Regions from separate parts of the Homo sapiens genome. Here region 1 is linked to region 2. Evidence: chromatin loops called from intact Hi-C (ENCODE). Cell type or tissue: heart right ventricle. All regions are shown on one strand. Each heading gives the region's core, and the rest is flanking DNA. Links, peaks and the distances in the headings are about the cores only. Region 1 overlaps LINC01580 (long intergenic non-protein coding RNA 1580). Region 2 overlaps RGMA (repulsive guidance molecule BMP co-receptor a).

The links. A loop is a pair of places that touch in the nucleus more often than their neighbours do. Peaks named below come from ENCODE experiments on the same cell type or tissue, not always from the same donor. Only the 100,000 strongest peaks of a DNase experiment are listed, where the experiment ranks them.
Region 1: a loop joins it to region 2, with 2.5 times the contacts of the local background. A loop is called at or near these places in 24 of 110 quality-filtered maps.

The regions. Positions count from the first base shown.
Region 1 is chr15:93,978,671-93,985,748 of GRCh38, reverse strand. It overlaps LINC01580 (long intergenic non-protein coding RNA 1580), which reads right to left. Exons shown (of 3, transcript NR_120323.1): 3 at 1,599-1,963. LINC01581 (long intergenic non-protein coding RNA 1581) reads left to right here. Exons shown (of 9, transcript NR_120320.1): 4 at 2,728-2,856. Among named protein-coding and RNA genes, the nearest start is that of LINC01580, 82 kb to the right of the region's middle. RefSeq lists an enhancer at 1,836-4,404. In heart right ventricle, for the core only: no CTCF peak of the experiment used is centred there; DNase peaks (open chromatin) are centred at 3,278 and 5,377; H3K27ac peaks cover 5,000 bases; H3K27me3 peaks cover 275 bases.
Region 2 is chr15:93,069,425-93,076,502 of GRCh38, reverse strand. RGMA (repulsive guidance molecule BMP co-receptor a) reads left to right here. Exons shown (of 4, transcript NM_020211.3): 2 at 3,472-3,587. Among named protein-coding and RNA genes, the nearest start is that of RGMA, 16 kb to the left of the region's middle. RefSeq lists an enhancer at 1,946-2,703 and a silencer at 2,860-2,998. In heart right ventricle, for the core only: a CTCF peak has its summit at 3,234 (motif pointing right); a DNase peak (open chromatin) is centred at 3,252; H3K4me3 peaks cover 3,292 bases; H3K27ac peaks cover 3,773 bases; H3K27me3 peaks cover 2,453 bases.

The sequences.
Region 1 (7,078 bases), core at 614-5,613, 910 kb before region 2:
TTTCTGGCTCACAGTACTATTGAGGAATTTAAAAAGTTAACACTACTGATGTGCCCAGAACAGTTCCTTGTACACAGGAGGAGCTCAATAAATGCTGTTGCTGCTGACACTGATAACTGGGTTGACAACATCTTGTAACCCAATATCTGTGGATCCAGAGTCTCCTCACGCTAAAGCAGTGTCCACATTAGTACCTGAGTCATATTTCTAAAACACTTGCCACCTCTCCAGCCCACTCTGCTACCAAACTACAGTTTCTTAATGTCTGTGCCGATCTTGCCTACGTATTTACATTAATGTTGCTTAGTATGCACCTCAGATATTCCTCATTATACAGCTCTACACATCCCCAGGGACATCATGCTTTATTCTCTTCCTGCCACTTTATGCTTCAATAAGTACCAAGTACTTAAGATCCCTGGAACACGCACCATTGTGACTGTTCAAATTCATGCGTCTTCAGAAGAGTCTCTTCCTTAGAGAGATTAAAGATCACTGTATTCAGGTCTTCTTTTCCTAATATTCAATCTCACTCTTATTATGATTTATTTTTCTTTGCAGCGCTTGTATGTTATACATTTACTTTTATATTTATTACGGGTCTGTAGCCCCTACTGGAAAAAAAAAATACTTGGCAGACTCCTTGTCATATTCATCCTTGTATCACTAGCCCCTAAAAGGGTGTCTGTTCATCTAAAATTGAGTTTGGGTGTACCAAGCTCCAGCCAATCTAGTAAGTCCTAAATTGTTGAACAAAAGAACAAAGGACAAATGATGGTACAAATAAAGGGATATCTCGTGCCTTTGTGCTTTTCTATAGCCTAGTCTCTCCGAAACAAAAGCCTTTCCCACCTTGTCTTCCCTGAGAACTCTGATTCATGCATCAAAATCTATCTCAATGACCAACTCCACCGTAACACTGAGGCAGGAGAAAAATAGAGAAAATGAGGCCGGAGAATAGCAAAGGGAATTAAAAGTTGGATACAGCACAGAATAAGTAAAAGCAGAGAACAGAAGCAAGGTGAAGGGATGGGTGAACAGGAAGGGAGATAAAAAGCAGATATTCAGCAGCCAAAAAAAAGTGAGATAAAAAGGTGAGCAAGGACCCCATGACCAGCAAGACTGGGACCAAACCAGTAAGAGGCAGCGCTTCAGAGATGGGCATGCACATTAGAGAGAAAAAGTATCCTTAACATAACCTTGTATGATAATCAGCTACTTAAGGTTCATGCCTACGGGCTGCATATCATGCATGTACTTAAAATTATGGGATAGAGATGATGCACAAGCGCACAGGGGCCAAAGTAACTAAGCAACACACCTATCAATCTAAAGGGTAGACACTGGCGAGAGATTAGGCAGCCTTGGGAAGAGAAGAAAAAAAAACACATAAAAAGACCCAAACTACACCAAACTGATGGTGATCTCATCTCACAGAGGTCAGTTCGCTCTCCTGCTCCGAGAGTGTAATACTGAGCTTCATACACTTTCATCGCTTTGCTTTGCTATGTATGTGTCTTGTCCAACTCTTTGTTCGGGACACCAAGAACCTGCAACTGAGTGGCACCATCTGGTAGCAACACCACCCTTGATTTTCACTCTAAGGTAAAACTTTCTACTTCTGCTGTTTTTGTGACTTGGACTTACAAATGATCACAACATGTGTGAGTATTTAAAAAGTTGTCCCATTTGTAGCCCGTAAGACCCTGGGGGCAGAGCAGAGACGGGACTTTGACAGGGCCAGCATAGACTTGGACATAGGCATTTGTGACCCTTAGTAGAGGTTGCTGGATTGAACTGTGTGCTCCTAGAGGTCCTTAGAATGCCTTGCAGATGCCTGATATGACAGGGGAGAGGACTGTGCAGGATCTCTTCAATCACAAATTCAGAGCCTCCAGGTCACAGGACAGAATCGGCTACCCACATCTTTCATCAGCCTTGGCCTCAGGGATCTGCAGCTTTGCTGCAAAAGAATCACAGAGAGCAGATGTTAATGGTGGCCTATGTTTGCATTTAGTGAAGAAAATTCAGGGAACTTGTATGCAAAATTAGCCCAAGCACCGAGCTCATGGCAGCCAGCCAATTCTGTCTACTAGCCTCCTGTACCCTTCCTTTCAAGGTTTCGAAAAAGTCAAAGGAAGCCTGGAGATTCCAAAAGAATTTTCAGTGCAAAGCAATTTGCATGCCAGAAATGTCTTTTCTCTCTTCCAGTTAGGCCCTTCTTCTCCTTATTATTGTTATTATTATTTTACATTGTGCATAGATAGAAAGTGGACTAAATAACTGGGGAAGATGAGTTTGGTTGTACAAATTCCTGCTGACCTAGTGAATAAATGTTAGCAATAGAGGCCAGTGAAAAGGAGAGGCTGAAGGGATATGGGGGAAAGAAATTGATAGAAGATGAACTTTTCACATTCAAGGTTAATTCTGACCAGAGATACCAAAAAAAAAAGATATTTTTTCACCCCTCAACTCTAGGAACATAGCTTGCATCAAATGTTTCCAAGATTGTTTTAAATCTTTTCTGTGGCTTCTATAGGAACCCCTAATCCCAGGTCTCCCTCTCTCTTTCTCTCTCCCTCTCTCTCTCTCTCTCTCTCTCTCTCTCACACACACACACACACACACACACAGACACACACATCTCATCCTAACCCCCATTCTTGTCCCAAGTTAATCTCTTTATCCTTGCCATCCCTAAAATTGTTGTATATGTTCTTATGGCAGAGACTAAAGATGTGATCACATTGGATATTTTCTTACAAAGAATAAACCACTAGGACATAATCCCCAAAATGCCACTTTTTGGCCTGAGCTGGGATCCCTGGATGCAAGCTGCCACCATCCAGTATCTAGGTAGGAAAAGTATATCTGACAGGATGTGTCTGAGGATATTTTGCCAAAAGCAGTGAATATTGGGCCAAAAGCAGTGATTATTGGGAGAATAAAGGGCTCCGATGAAAGACAAGTTCTCACTCAAACACAAAGGGTGAAATAAAGGCATTTCATGGAGACAGAATGGGGGAAAAGTCCCATTTTTCTCTGGTTTTCTGTTCCTGTGAGAATCAGAGTGAGCACAAAACCATGAAAACAATAGGCCCAGCTGCAGGGGCAATAAGGCAATTTATTAGGGAGATGACATTTTTAATGAGAAACACTTGCTGGAGGAGAACAAAAGGGCTTGTTTGGTCAGAAAGATGCTCTTGAATCTCTTCTGAAGTGCATGAAAAAGTAATTTCATTTACGCATCATACCCTGAGCTGTGGAATTTCCTCAGGCTCCAGATGTTGTCCGGCGCAGATGCTGAACAAATGGAACAAATGTCCTAAGAGGTTTTTTTTTTTAAGCAACTCAAGGGAATTTTATGAGCTTTGTGGCCAAGAAAATCATTAGCAAATAATGAGCTTAAGAAAGAAAGGCTGAGGTTAGCAATATGTTGCTGGACGTACAAAACTATTCATAATCATCTGCAATCGAGACGGATCAGTTTTCAACTTAGAAAAACAGAAATCAGTGGGTGTAGCTGCTGTGTTTTGGGCTTCCTCACTGGCCTTCTGAAAGTGATTTGGTAAATATTGTGTTGGCTGTATTCCAAAAATAATTAAAAGCAACATATTTATTGTTTGAGATTTGAAAATCTAAAACACAAAGATTATTACCTTATAGTAGTAATTCAAATGCTTCCAGAGAAGGGGCAACACCACTCTTTTGGCCTGAATTCTCTTTTGAGGGTCCTGAGTTCTTCACCAGCTAACACACAAGGTGAGCCAGTGTCCTGAGGCAGCTTTAATAGGAGAGCCTAATCAGGGTGCCCCTCTGTGCTGACTGCAGGGGCTGTAGTGCTCCCTGAGGGAGCCACCAGGATCTCTATATGGCCTTTTTTCAGCCAGCTTCTTTCTCTGCAGCTCTGACAGGGGCCTGTATGAGTGGTTTTGGAAGATCATGATGTCACGCAGGGTGCTTTAGGTCAGGATCTGAGAACCAACTATGTTTGAAAATTCAGGACATGGCCAGGCATGGTGGCTCATGCCTGTAATCCCAGCACTTTGGGAGGCCAAGGTGGGCAGATCACCTGCGGTCGGGAGTTCGAGACCAGCCTGATCAACATGGAGAAACCCCGTCTCTACTAAAAATACAAAATTAGACGGGTGTGGTGGTGCATACCTGTAATCCCAGCTACTCAGGAGGCTAAGGCAGGAGAATAACTTGAAAACGGAAGGCGGAGGTTGCAGTGAGCCGAGATCATGCCATTGCACTCCAGCCTGGGCAATAAGAGCAAAATTCTGTCTCAAAAAAAAAAAAAGAAAAGAAAAGAAAAAGAAAATTCAGGACAAAAGAAGTCTCTGATTCAAGTGTCAAGATCTGTGCATAGGACTCAAGTCATGAGTGCAACTTCAGTCGGGAGGGCTCATGTTAGGACAGTAAATAAAGATACAGGTGCACAGACTGGTGCAGCCATGGGCGAGAAGGCAGAAGAAGTCAAAAGATAGTCACTTCTATCCTTGAGCTAAAAGGGCCAGATGTTCTTTAAATGTCTCACCAAGCCCACGTATAACAGGACTCCAAGCTCCTTGACATCACTTGCATCACCATCAGTGTCATCAGCATCACAACAAATATGTTCTTTCAGCACTTACTATGCATTTGTCATTATCAATAGCTATGCATAACCCTTATCCTCACAAATCTGCAAAGCAAATACTAATGTCCATCTCCACATTTTAGGGATGAGACATTGAAGCCCAGAAAGGTTAAGTAAATTGTTCCAGGTCACATAGCCAGTTAGTGGTAGAGAGGGTGCCCATGGCACCATCACCAATGTTCCTGGTCCTCAGTACTTGATAATGTGCTCATGCATCGATTCTTGGACCACACTTGTAGCATCTGGGCTTAGCAAGGGGGAGATGTGTGAACTAGGAGGAGTGGCCATACAGACCAGTGTTTAGAGATCTGGCCAGGGTGTTGCACCATAGAACAGCTCTGTCCAGCTCTGGGAAGTGGTTTTTAAATAAACCTCTTCAAAGCAGTAAATTATCTTCCATCTCTTAAGCAGATGGATGATAAACAAAGTCAGTTAAGTAATGTCCATACATGTATTAACCTAGCAGTTGAAACATGTGTGGAGATCTTTAATCTGTCAATGAGATTGAGTGGGAATGCTGTAAGCTAAGGCTTACATCAGGACAACTTTAGCTGCAATGAGTACAACTTTCCTGCATCAGGACAACTTTCACTGTTGTCTGTTTGCTGGCATTGTCTACCTGGCATTGACTCAATAATAACGCAGAAGATGACATCTTGATCAAGACCAATTAACACATTCCTTGCAGCTGTTTATTGCTATCTGCAGTGAAGACAGCATCTGAGGAAGCAGCTGGCAGCCATTGCCTTTTCCAAGCAAAAAGCAGCTCTTTCAGCACAGAAATCAGGTTGGCCTTAAGCCAACAAGGGTGATAGTGCTTTCAAGAACAGAGGATAATCAAGGGTTTTTTTTTTTTCTTTAACCCTAATATGACTGAATTCTGATCAGAGTGTTTGAATAGAAGAAATTGGCCAAAAACTAAAATGTCGTTGGTCTCCACGTACCTAGGGCTGGTGAATGGGCACAGGGAGTGACTTTTGTAGAACCAAAACCAAAAGAGAGCTTTTAGAATTGGAAGAATGAATTGCAACACTGATGGCTACTAGCTATTGAAGACCTTCAATGTATAAAATACTGTGCCATCCATGCTGTGTGTTTTCCCTTTCATTCTTTCTAACAGTCCTACCAAGTAGTGACTATTGGTTTTCTTTTGAACATGTTAGGAAATTAAGGCTCAGAACAGACAATTTGTTCAAGATTACACAGCTGGCCAGAAATGGAGTTGGAGTCACAGTGAGTCTCCCTGAAGTGAAAGCTGGTACTAGCCACCACTTTTTTTTATTTTTAATTTTATAATTTTTTTTTTTTTTTTTTTGGAGACAGAGTCTCCCCATGTCGCCCAGGCTGATCTTGAACTACTGGGCTCAAGCAATCCTCCCACCTCAGCCTCCCAAAGTGCTGCGACTACAGGCGTAAGCCACCACATCTGGCCTTGTGACCACTTTAAACAAAGTTAAGACCCTGTATGTTTTTCTATAATTAACCAAAATGACCAGTAACTTCCTAAGGAGAAGAGGATAAGTAAATTAGTTTTGGGATGAAGAGAGAGAGGTTTTGAGAAGGTGTTGTTAAGTTTGTGATAAAGTAACACAAAAGCACTCAAAATAGCTCACATAAAAACCGGGGAGAAATTGGTGCTAGTTTATAGTACTGAAGGACAGGATGCAACTCTGTTTTTCAAAAGGGGCTGCACTTACATGTAGAAGCCAGCAGCAGCTTTCTTCATCCTTCTTCTCTTTTTACCTGGTTTCATCCATGCTTGCCCCATCTTTACTCCCTTTCCAGACCACTTTTTCCTCCTGACTGACCAACCTCTCCACAGTGCACCAGTTCTCAGTTCAAACGACCAGTCCAGACTAATGAAAATGACAGCTTCGCAATTAGAATCTTCCAGAAGGAACTTCTATTGGCTCCCTTTGAGTTAGAAGCCTATTAAATCCTGCTGCTCCTCCCCAGCTTCATCTGGCACCTGCATTCACCTGCATTCACCAACCTGGTGGCCAAGGTCCTGCCTTCTGAGATGGAATGCACTAGACAGCAGCCATCGTTTGCCTCTGTGGAGCCTTTCCTATGATTTCAAGCTAGTCTATTGGCTTATCTGAGCTGACATTCGTAATGGTTACAGCTCTTACCAGCTCGACCATTTACCGACTCTAACTGTATGGATCACTTACCTACACTGAGTCACAGCTTGCTTCTCTAAAAGGAGCCAATCATCATAATGACCTTATAGTATTGTTGAGAAGGCTCAGTGAAATCCAACCTTCCAGGTGTGGTGGCTCATGCCTGTCATGCCAGCACCTTGGGTGGCTGAGGGAGGGACGATCACTTGAGGCCAGCATCTGGGTAACATAGGGAGACTCTATCTCAAGAAAGATGAAAGAAAAGAAAAGAAAAGAAAAGAAAAGAGGAAGGAAGGAAGGAAGGAAGGAAGAA
Region 2 (7,078 bases), core at 748-5,747:
TTATTTCTTTATCCCCCAAGGTCTAGCCTGCAGCAGGTCCTGAATATATATTTGTTGACTGATGACTCAGGCCCTAGATTTGAGAACACTCTGTTCATACCTAGAAGCAGGCAAAGTTGGAACCCCTGACTATCACTGCCCCTGAGAAGACTTCAGCCGTATGCAGAACCCTTCCTTTCAGAAGCCCCTTGACCCCTTTCCCCCCATCAAATAGCTACCCCCAGAGTGGAAAGGGAGAGAAGGTGGAGGGGGATGCTCAGGATTGAGGCCTCCACAGCCAGTGCTGAAGAAAAGGGGCAAGAGTCATGCATGAGAGTGTCTCTATCCCCAGGTCTAAGCTGTAGCCTAGGGGACACCACATACTTGGTTAGACTCTATGGGGCTGTTTGTTTGAAGTCAACTACACTTTTGAGTTAAATGAGTTTCTATGGCGAACGGAGTGCTGAGTTCTCAAATCTAACGTTTTAGGAATTTTTTATTCCTGCAGAGAGTTGGGGAGCTGTTTAAAAGTTGGTTGGTTTAGCCAGTATAGCTAGATTCCTCAAGGTCAACACAACGCCATACTGCTCTAGCTGGGGCTAGATTTCTCATGATAGTCTAAACTGTGTGATGGCCAAGTCCCCACTTTGAAGATGTCCAAATTCAGCCTCAGACATTTCTCCTCAAGAAAGGGGGGGAAAAAAAGCCTTTTGTGCCCCTTTCCCAAATTATTTGCTCATGTCGCAAGACTGGGGTCTCCTCCTAAAAAGGCAGCCAGTACCCGTCTCCCGGCAGGGACACTGGAACTCCCATGGCCTGGGGCCTCTTCCGAGTTCTATTCAGTTGTAGTCTTGGAGTGACAATATTATCAGCCCGATCCTTACAGATGAAGAAACTGAAATGTAGAGGTTAAAAGTCCTGCTGCGAGAAGAACCAACTGAAAAAAAAAAAATTCTCAGGCTTTACAGCAAGCAAACTTCACTATGATTTTTCACAATTCTGATTCTGTATTCTCTGGGGGTTATCTCAGTTGCTTCTTTAGGATGGGGTTCATTATGTTGTACATATATCCCAATGTGTCTGTATGAATCTTTGTCTTTTTTGGGGCAGTGTGGACGACGGGTTCTTTTTAGATACTGTTCCTAAAAAGGAATCAGTGCATACACCTGTTTGTCAAAGCACCTTTGCTTTTTGTGCAACTGCTTTATATTAACAATACTTAAAATAGCTTTGGAAAAAAAAACTACTGTATGTAATGGAATTGCAGAATATGCTGCACATGTATTTTATTTAGTTATCCTTTCTTTAAGAATATTGGATGACATTTCCTGACGTGGGAGGGAGAAACTCCTTTTTTTTTTCCTGCTTTTAAATTGTAACATAGTTGAAGATTTCTTTTTTCTGTTCTCATTGAAAAAAAAAAAAAAAGTCCTGCTGTGAAAAGTCCATTCTTGGGCAAGGGCAGCCCCAGAAGGGCGTGATTTCTGGGCTTCTGCGGGCTGCATGGCCTCCTCTGGATCCTGAGCCCTGGTCTCCAACCTGGACATGCTGCAGCAGTGACGGTGGTTAATTACTGTCCAGGTGACTTGGAATGCCAGTGATCCCTTCTCATTGGCGAGAGACTCTAGAACTAGCTCGTGAAAGGCAGACTCTAGCAAATGGTGTTAATTAGTGGAAAGGCCACTTGGTCACCTCTGTGCAGCCTGGCACAGTGCCTGCTTAGCGTGCCCCGGTGGCCGCTGGAATGGGCTGCCGTTCGGTGATGCTGCAGAATAAATTGTTGGGTCGGGCCCCAGGACTGGCCAAGCTTGAAAGGAAGAGCATTTTCGATGGTGGGCTTTCACTGGGAAAACCGTAGCATTTTGCAGACCCGTCCTGAAATGAACCCTGGTTTGGGGGAAAAATATTTAGAGCTTGTCGATCTGAGACCTCAATATTTCAGGGAAACACAGTGACACCCCCTCGTAAAGAAGAGTTGTGTCTGGCATTTCCACCTAAGGGAAGAGCAGCTTCGTGTTGCCCTGTTGCACAGCTGGCTGAGGTATGGTCCCCTTGTGTACCTGTTTTGTGGAAGCCAGATTCATAAGTCTTGCTGCTGGGGTTGTGTCTTCACAGCCATAGGGCCTTCTCCCCTCCCTTCAAACTTGCTCCTCTCCACACTCCCGACCTGGCAGCCGGAACCCCAAATGCAGCTGCAGCCCTGCAGCCTTGCACAAGCCTGTGTGGCCTTTGCAGCAGGTAAGGACTGTGATAGTGCTTAAGAGAAACCTCCAAATTGGATAAAAACCCAGAGGTGTTTTTCCCCAAAGAACCAGATGGGCAGGCTTGGGAGTGAGGTGAGGAGGGTGGCGGGAGGAGTTGGTTTGACTAAGAACACTTGCTCAGGACTATTTGTGTTTCATCCAAAAGATGTCTCTCAGGGGAAGTTACCAGTCCCTTAAATATCACAACGGCAGCAGAACTGCAGGGCCCAGGGAACCTTGGGAAGGAGATGTTTCTTTCCCAGAAAAATAAGCGACAGAGTTAGGAAAGGTCACCATACTGAAGCCCTCCCAAGTGCAGCCTTGCGGGCCTCGCAGAGAGCGCCAAACCATCCGGCCCTGCGCGCCACGCGGACCGGCATAGCCATCTCTCTGGAGTGGCAGCTGTGCCAAGGTGGCAAGGTTAGGCCCGCAGGCCCTCAGCACGGGGGCGCAGCCGGGGCAAGTCTTCAGGAAGCAGCGAGGTGCTTGAAGGGGGTGCTGGAGGCAGGCCAAACCCAGTCAGGATGGGTGGCCTGGGGCCACGACGGGCGGGAACCTCGAGGTGCGTTAGTAGCTGAGATGCAGAGAGCCATCCTGCCCAGACCTAGACAACTCGGAAGTGGGTTTTTCAGCCTCCTGCACCGGTGTCGCGTCTGAGTGCGACTGATGAGCCAGGGGGCGTCGGTGGAAGCTTGGGGTCGGCAGTCTGGTTGGAAAGTAGGGCTGGGATTTGCCTCCAAGGACAGTTTTTCTACTTGGATTGGATATTCGTGGAGGGGATTAAGGGGGCGTCCTGCCCCGCCTCATGCCCTGCGGCCTCCCAAGGGTGCTGGGCCTGGTTTGCAAGGACAGCCGCGGGCTGGAGATGGCGCGAGGGTCGGGGAGCGTGGCGCGCCCTCTGATCTAGGGCCGTGGTTTTCCGAGGTCCTCACGGCGAGCGCTGCGGCCGGGCAGCCTGGGTCCCCGCCCGGCCGCCTCCGGCTACCTCGCCGGCCTCGCTGAAACCCGAGCGCGAGGGGGCGGTGCGCAGGCGGCTGGGGCGCGGGGCCGCGTCGACATTGGCGGAGAACCGAGTGATGGATGGCGAGGGAGGGGCGCGCGGGGGGCGGCGCGGGAAGGGGAGCGCGCCGGGCGCCCGCGGCCGAGGTGGACGGAGCCTCCCGGCTCGCTGCTCCCGCCGGCGGAGCGAGGCTGCCCTTTCTTCGCAGCGTGATTTATTTTCTTCTTTTTTTCTGAACTCTTCTTCCAGGGAGAGGCTAGTGGTAACAGGCCGAGCTGGATGGATGGGTATGGGGAGAGGGGCAGGACGTTCAGCCCTGGGATTCTGGCCGACCCTCGCCTTCCTTCTCTGCAGCTTCCCCGCAGGTAAGGCACTGCCGGCCGGGCGCGCGGGGCCGGGTCCCTGGGCCGCCCCTCAATGCTGGGCCAGATGTGCGCGAGTGAGTCCGGGCTCAAGTTCTCCGGACCTCCTCCGGACCCCGCCTCCTATTTCCACGGGTCTTTTGTTTCTCCCGCACCCCGTCGTGGGTGCGATGCCTGCCCTTGGGGACCCGGAGAGGGGCACCCTGCCCGAGTTGCCGTGAGATGGAGCCGTGTGGGGAGGGCGCAGGGGCCGGGGTGCCTCACTCCCTTCCCTTTTTCCGAGAAAGGGGGTGGCTGGGAACGTGCCTCCTAGGGGCTCGGGAAGAGGGGGAGAAGGGGAGGCACGCCCTCGGTGCTGGGGACACTTTCTTCAGCTCCTCGCCCAGCAGTTTGCAAACCTGCCGGGTGCCCAGGGGTGGAGCCAGGGTCGCCCCTGAGGTCCCAGCCGAGTTCCCGACAGCCCCCTCCCCGGAGACCTCGTCTCGTTTCCACCCATTTGGCCACGCGGGGACACCCACGGACTCGGCTCAAATGAGCTGGTGTTCCTGTTTGATAACTTTCTGCGTCGCCCCCTGTTTGTTTTTATTGTGTCAGAAAAGGAGAGAATTTCAGAATTAAAGCTGAAAAAGCCCATCTGTTTCCAATGAATCCCCCATAGTTTTTCACAATGTTTTTGGCAGATCGCTGCTTTCAAATTCCTCCGAGCCCGGACCTCTTGTTTTTGTTGGGGGAAGGGAGACCAACTCCACAGAGAAGCATTTGTTCCTTCCCAAACGCTCCAGTTTCTTTACTTTTTTTCCTTTCGGGGGGAGGGGGGAGGCATGCAACTTAAATCCCCGGCCTGTTTTCTTTATGATGTTTCATAAAACTTTATTTCATTTTTGCCATATGCTGCTCACAGCCAGAAAACGCCAGTTAAGCCCTTTATACCCATTTTTTTTCTTGCTAAAAATACAAATAAACACAATGTCACGGGCCAAATGGCCCCCCCGGCGCAAGGCGGGATCTCCCAGCCGTTTCCATTGTGTTTGCGGGGTTCAGAGGTGTCTTTTTGAAAAAATTTCATCTTGTTTCGCACCACAGCCAGGCGTAGAGCCGCAGCCCCCGCGCACTACTGAGCTTTGCAAGAAAGGACTTGAGTTTAGACTCGGATTGGGTTATTTTGATTTGCTCTTCCGCCAACTGGGTTTCAAGGAACTGGCAAAACTGGGCAGGTCTGGCTCGGCCTGGCTGTGAGTTGGGGCTCCCAATGGGCGGACCACGCAGACAGTGAACAGTAGGGAGCGAGGGATCAGTTTACCCCCTAGTCCCAGCCCTGCTCCTGGCCCCCAGCGCCAGCTCAGACTTGTGCGTCCGGCTTACTCAACCACTGCGCACCCCAGAAGGGTCGCAGAGAGCCGCAACCTGCTCTCCAGACCTAGGTTCCATAGGGAGGCCTGGCCAAGGACAAGATGTCGGGTGAGGGATCTTGGTATCCCCAAAAAGTACTCAGCTTGGAATGTCAAAACCTCCGCAGGGGATCAAACAGCAGGGTGCCCTCTCCTCACCCCCAGTGTATTTAAAAGGCAGTTTCTCCACCTACTTAAGAGTCTGGTTGAACAGCCCAATTTGGTTTCCTCCCAAGAATTCAAAATTAAAATAAAAATCACCCTATTTAAGAAGAAGTCAACGTTTTGGAAAAGCAGGAGTTTGCAATTTGTGTTCTTGGTTTGGTCTAGATAAAGATCAAGCCCATTGGAAGTTTTATCAGATGGGTTGATAAATGGCTTTTGTCCCTTGGCTGCCGTGGGGGATGTGATCTCAGCTCAAAGCTGAAATTGAGAAGAGGGGCTTAGAGGCCCTTAAAACAACACCTTCCCGCTCTTAAAGCTGCAGCACTTGTTACCTTTTGGGGCTGGAGAGGAAAGGAAGGCCTGGCAGAAGTTTCCAGAGGTAGGAGGCTGCATGGCCTGAGTGGTGGTGGTTTTGTTGTTTCTCGATTTATTTCTCCATCCTAAAAACTTTTATTTTAAAGCATCCCGCCATAGGCTGAGGAACACTGGTAGGTTATATAAGTCACAGCCCAAATTCCATCACTTTTGTTTCCAAGAAACCCATTTCTTTTTGGCGTCAAGGCCGGTAACTAAAACCTGGCCGATGGAACTGATAGCTGCTCTCCTGTCACGCCAGCTGGCTAATGTTTCTTCTCATTTGAGGGCTTGACAGCTGCGTTTAGTCAAAATTGCCCACCTGACTGAAAACTGAGCTTCCAGTACCCCAAAACTAAATATACTGGGGGCTCCAAAACTTGTGTGCTCTAGAAATGTGGGTCAAAAGACAGTTTCTTAAGTAAGGGATGAAATGGGAAATTTCCACAACAGAGAGAGACTGTCCCATTCTTTGACACATTGACCAGGAGAGGGGCCGCTTAGGAATGAAGTTAGAAAACTTGCAGGTCTGATGGAGAGCAAGGCGGGAGATCGAGAAATAAAGCCCCAGCAAGTGGAAGGCACCCAGACACACTGGGGGCCCCTGTGTGCCTTGGCCTCTCCCGTTGAAGACAGGTGGAAACTGGCCGAGCAACTGCGTGAAAGCCTCGGTTTGTTCTGTGCTAGTCAGCTTGAATGGCTGCCAGGAGTAAGCCTATAGGAGTGCAAATTAAATCGAACATAGTTATGTGGAGAAAGATGCCTTCACCTCAGCTACACTGAGAGCGTTTGTGTGTTTCGAGTGTTTGCATTTACTTACTCCATGTGGATGGCCAACCTACTGGGTTCCTGACTCAGTGACAACTTTTGGAGCCTTCTAACCAAGCCCCTCAGGCAGACCACAGCCTGGTGATGAGAAAGGGCCCCTGCACTGTCAAGCGGTCTGGAAGGGTGTCTGTTTAGATGATTCTTTGGGGACAGCACAGGCAGACAGTGTCCACGTCTACCTAGGAAGGGAGGCCAGAAAGGACTCTTAAAAGAGCATTCCACAAATGGCATCCTACTCAAATCACAGCTAATAGATGGCTTTTTAAACTTTGAAGCCATTGTGACTTTTTCGAAAAGAGTTCCAAGAGAAATCCATCCAGGCATATGTTTCGGACATGTCACCAGGCTTCCTGTTCACTATGTGTGGGTCCTGTACTTCAGCACAGTGGTTCTCCAAGTGTGGTCCCTGGACCAGCAGCATTAGCCTTCCTTGGGAACTGGTTAGAAATGCAAGTTCTAGGCCCACCACAGACCTATAGAAGCAGTTACTCTGGAGCTGGGGCCCTGCAGTCTGTGTTCTAGAGCAGGCCCTCCAGAGAGCTCTGATGCATGCTCAAGTTTGAGGATCGCTGTTCTAAGAACTATTGCACTCCAGACTTTCTTTGTTCCTTCTTTCTTCCCCTTATACTTTGAACTGCAGCTGTTTTAGAAATGTTAGTCCTCAGTGGGTAACTAAGGTTTCGGGAGACCAAGGCCCTCTGCAGTGTCCAGGTACATCTGTGTCGCTATAGAAATGAGACTGTTTCTATCAGAGCTGCT